2 separate regions of the Mus musculus genome follow, and region 2 is linked to region 1. A link is a contact called in ENCODE Hi-C data. All regions are on one chromosome and are shown on one strand. The core of a region is the stretch at or near the end of the contact, and the rest is flanking DNA. Distances in the headings are between cores, read along the strand shown.

What was found. Hi-C counts contacts between places; a loop is a spot of excess contacts on that map.
Region 2: a loop to region 1 is called in a map of v-Abl transformed pro-B cells, with 5 times the contacts of the local background. The contact joins the promoter of A430088P11Rik here to the promoter of Enthd1 in region 1. A Hi-C loop is called at or near these places in 3 of 37 maps with a recorded cell type or tissue (T-helper 17 cell and v-Abl transformed pro-B cells).

Annotation. Positions count from the first base shown.
Region 1 is chr15:80,559,173-80,561,753 of GRCm38, forward strand. It overlaps Enthd1 (ENTH domain containing 1), which reads right to left and starts at 1,298. Exons shown (of 6, transcript NM_001163189.1): 1 at 832-1,298. The coding sequence starts at 1,180.
Region 2 is chr15:80,696,312-80,698,892 of GRCm38, forward strand. A430088P11Rik (RIKEN cDNA A430088P11 gene) reads right to left here and starts at 1,299. Exons shown (of 3, transcript NR_045310.1): 1 at 1,256-1,299; 2 at 333-732. The region is part of intron 4 of Fam83f (family with sequence similarity 83, member F); the gene reads left to right.

The DNA.
Region 1 (2,581 bases), core at 48-2,547:
TAGAAACTGGAGAGATGATGTTTTGGTGGAGAAGGGTTCATAGAAACTATTTTTGTCTCATTTTTTCATTTCTTTAAAGTTATCATTTTAAAATGCAGTAACCATGGAGAGTAGAGTGAACTGTATTTTCTTCTTATGACTTAAAACCTATCACTTTAGGCACAATTATAACTTTGCATTTCTAACACAAAGGAAAGGAATGTTGGCTCTTTTCTTTGCAAATTTGGCACCAATCCACTTCAATACTCTATACCATCTTCCTATGCCATCGCCTTTCTACACCCAGAATTATCTTAAGACCTGAATTTCTGTGCTTCAGTTAAGTGAGCTCATCTCCATAGCCTTCGGAGATTCCAGAGTCCCTAGAAACACTTCCCTAGTTTATGACTAAATTCCGACTTAATTATACTCGTGAATTACAGTGACATCAACACACAAACGGCAGCGTCTCCTCTCTTCATTTGCTGTATTTACTTTTCTGTGAGGCGTCACTGGATCAGGACCTGCGTGTGTTCTGTGCTCTTTTGAAAACAAACACACTCTTCTCCCAAGTGCCACAGTCAATCAGAGGACGGAAATGAGAACCACAGCGGTCGGAGGAAAACAGTGGCTGGGACATCTAAGGACAACTCTTTAAGCCCAGGGTGATAACAGGGTGCACATCAACCTAGCGCGAGGGAGGTTGGGACTGGAGGGCAAGCTCAGGACAGCCTAGGCTACATCACAAGGCACTCAAAAATTGAGAACCGCCTTGCTCCAGTTGAAGATTTAAAACACTGCTATACACGCCTGTCCTTACAGGCACACTGTCGAATTTTTACAAACTGTTACCTTGGTCTTTGCCCGCTTCATCTATGTGTTGAAAATCCTTTAGCATTTGAAGGTTACAGACGCCCTCTCTGCAATACTGAATAACTTTCCTGGAGCCGTTCTTGATGAGGTAGTCCATCAGGGCGAGGGATTTGTACACGTGGCGCCAGTTCTTCCCGTGGTCGCTGAGTCGCTGCCACAGCATGTGCATGATCTCCGAGAGGGAGGCCGCATTGAAAGTCATGTCACTGATAGCTAACATCAGAGAGCTAGAGGGGCCCCAGGGGTCATTGGAAGTTGCTTCCCTGACTTTTTTTTCGGCATCTGAGTAATTTTTCACGAAGTTCTTCACTTGCCTCCTGAATGACATAGCTACAGTGAGTCTGAGGAGGGGGTGGAGGTGGGTGAGAGCGATGGGTCAGGAGTGACTGGTTTACAGAGCGCCTGACAGATTCGTCCCAAGTTCTGCCGCTCTCAAACACAAATGATTCATCTCCACCTGGTAAAGTATCGATTTCCTGCAAGGAAAGTACAAAAAATGTGGTGTAAGTTCCTCAAAAAAAAAAAAAAAAAAAATGTCTACAGGAGACCAAGTTAGTCTGAAAAAAAAAAAAATTTTAGTTTCCAAGAAAGCCTGTCACATCACCAGCCTGAGGAAGGAAAGGACTCTATATAGGTGTGCTTAGGATAAACACGGGAAAATCCCTCACAAGACTGACCTCAGCTATCCAGAGAATATAGGTAGTCTATCTGCTCCTAAAAGGTTCTGCAGAAAATATTGCTCAGCTCCCTTGACAAGGAGTACGAGTTTAAAGACGTACACACAGAGGAGACAGATTCATAGTTCAGGGGGAATTTGCACTCTGACACCTCTTTCTTAACAAAAGCTGTTGTTATACACACTGTGTCCTGGAAATAATTTGAATGGTGGTGAAAATTGAGTGTGAGGTCCTCCTCGTACCCAGAACCCTGTTCCCTGCAGAACCATGAAGCACTCTGATCAAACCTGAGTAGGTGCTGCTCTCTGGTCTATCTAGAGAGCCGGCGTTAAGATAAATACTCTACCTCCTGTGGATTACAGCTAACACAGTATCCAAAGCAGCATCTTAGCCTAGCAAACTAGAGGGAAAGCTTCGATTACTTTCTTTACTCGCTTTCAGGGAAAAAAAGGTGTGGTTTTAACATTCAACAGTATCAAAGTGCTATTTATAAATGACATGGCGTGAGGAACTCCCTTAGGCCTGGAGTGATTAGCAGGAGTCTGACAGCTTCCCCATACATAGAAGAGGAAGCATTTAGGTTAATATAAAAACGCATTCAAACTTAAACCGGTACTCGGCCCTAAGAATTCGCAAGATACTTGAGAATTACCAGTTTCTGATTTACATGAAACTCCCTTCCTCTTTTTCATTACTCTGCAGGAAGGTGAGTCACTTAGTTTGTAATTTCTCTGGTGATTCACCTCCGACAGGGACAAAGGCACTGTGCCAAATTGATTTCAAGCCCTGATGAGCATCCAGACCCAACGAAGTCTAGATGAACTATAATCAGATTTTGCTATCAAAGCTGCACCCATCCAAAAGAAAGAAAAAAAAATCAAACTCATAACGACTGTTTGGTATTTTTAGTTTTGTTTCCTTGGCCTCCTCAGCTTCTAGCTCACGCCTGATTAATCTGTGTATCAAGGGAAAACATAATTTTCAGATGCATGGTTAAATGAACTATCACCTTAAAAAAACAAAAAACAAAACCAGATCATTAACCCTTTCAG
Region 2 (2,581 bases), core at 49-2,548, 140 kb after region 1:
GCTAGGTAAGCGTGCTTCACTCAGCGCTGCTTGTACTGGTCTGAACTCCAAATATCTAGCCATTGCCTACTTGTTTCGAAGCATTTGCTCTGTGGGGCACTGTTCTAAATTGAGCAGGGAGTGGAATGAACTAAAGCCCTTACTTGTGGTGCCATTACCTTAGGGACAGTTGAAGGCAGGGAGTGTTGTCACTGCTATACAGGTGTCCAGGGTATGCCTCACTGGTTAAGGAACACTGGAGCAGAGCCTCAGATGGACACATGGACACCAGAGGAAGAATGTTCCAGATAAAGAATGTGACGCCCTAAAAGTTATAAAAAGAGGGGACTTACTGTCAGCGCAGTGCTGTGGTGACTTTCCGTGTTGCTGCCACCACCCCTCTCCTGAGGCACCTTCCAGCTGGCTGTCATCCATGTGCCCCAGGCTGTGGTACTCCCAGTCCTCCTGCTCGCCAGCTTGCATGCCCCTCATCTCTTCGTAGGCTGCAGGATGAAGATCCTCTTTTGGGTTGGTTTAGTTTTTTGGTTTGGTTGGTTTGTTTGAGACAGGGTGTTGTCCTGGAACTCGCTCTGTAGACCAGGCTGGCCTTGAACTCAGTGATCCACCTGCCTCTGCTTGCCGAGTGCTGGGATTGAAGGTGTGCACCACCACTCCTCAACAGTACTAATCCTCCTTGTAGCTTGGCTTTCTCCCGTAAGTCGTCTTTGGGTCATTCACTACCCTGCCGACATACTTTATAAAAAGAAATACTTTGGTTGGCTGGTGTAATTCTTCCACATTAATCTGCATGGGTCTGAGGCGCCTGCCCTTGGCAGTCTCCTAGTAAAATGAACATGGAAGGAATGATGGGACACAAATGATTTTCCCTCAAGCCTGTTTCTCTGTCAGAGTCATGGCAGTGAACCCTGAGGGATTTCATCAGGCTGCCATCCAAACCCAGTAAACCAAAGGGTCAGGTCCTGCTCAAGACTAGCTTCTCAGCCGGGCAGTGGTGGCACACACCTTTAATCCCAGCACTCAGGAGGCAGAGGCAGGTGGGTTTCTGAGTTCGAGGCCGGCCTGGTCTACAAAGTGAGTTCTAGGACAGCCAAGGCTATACAGAGAAACCCTGTCTCGAAAAACCAAAAAAAAAAAAAAAAAAAAAAAAGACTAGTTTCTCTGGGAAGGAGCTGGCAGGGCACAGGCTCCATCAGTGCCCCTGTGCCCTTGGCACACTCCTGCCTCATTTCTGGATCCAGAGATTGATTTTGCTTACCTGTCTTCAAAATGCTACTGCCTCTGGAGATGTACTGGGTATCTGCTTGCTGGGCCAAAACAAACAGAAAAAGCCGCTGAGGAAAGGAAGTGGGAACTGCGCATCCGCTGTTGCTGCTGCAGCAAGGGGCTCAGGGTGGTAGAATTTAATGACTTTCACAGACGCAGCCCTCAGCAGCACCACACAAGGCTGCTGGTTTCCTGTTCTACCTCCCCCTGGGCAGTCATCTGCCTGAGTCTATGGGACACCCAGGAGGGAGGGGCTCAGGCAGTTTTTTTGCAGTAGGTCCTGAGGTGTGAGTTCATTATCGCCCCAGTGAGGCAGTGTCTAGTGGAGCAAAGACAGCAGACCTGGGCAGTGTGGCCTTCAAAAGGCATAGGGATTCACAAAGGGGCTGAAGCAGCCCTGCCTAGCCTAGGCTCTGCCCAGTGCCTCGCCTGCTACTACAACTCACAAGAGGCAGTGTCACCTTAATTAAATTCACAGTTGAAGTGATACAGAGGGTGGTGTGAGCGGGGAGATTGTCTTTATTGTGTAATGGAGGAATAGGCAGGAAGTAACACAGTGGCTTCCACCTGGGAAAAGCAGCCAGCAGGCATCTGAGGAAGTGGACTCTGCCTCCAGGGCTAGCTGGGGTGTCAGGGCTGCCTCTCAGCTCCCCTTCCCCAGAGTTCAGAGCAGGGTTCAACCATGAAAACTGCCGGGGCCTTTTCCTAGGATTATGAGGGAGGTAGAAAGGCTGGAGAGGGGAGAAGGGGGCGCTCTAGAGAAAGGCAGCTCTCCCAACCTCAGGGCCTATGCTGTTCCATTATCTCCCTGGGTCACCCCATGGCACTGTGACCACCCTGCACACTGGGACAGCTGGCCCTCCCCAGGCACTTCTATAACTTAGCTATAGAATGGCTGAGTGGCAGACAGACAGGAGGCTGGACTGGAAGGCCAGGGCCTGGCTCTGACCAATGAGGAACAGGGCTACTACTTGCTTCAGCCCTGCAGTAAGGCAAATAGTTGTGGCTCTCATCCTTGCTACCCCCATACCCTCCTGTGAGGATCCCTGTGACTGCCTTTGATTTCGCTTTGAGAGCTTGAAGCTGCCTACAACATTTAGCTGCTAGTGACAGGAATCTTTAAGTCATTGGTATCTGACTCTAGAGTCCCTGTCTTTTTTGGTCAGAAGACATAGATCACTTGATGTCTCCAATCATGGGGATCCTGTGATCATGGTGAGGTCACCAATGTATGTTTGCTTTCCTGGGTTCCCTGTTGCCCTGGACTCCAGATCAGCAGCGTGGAGGTATTAGCCCTGAACACCAAACTCATAGTATG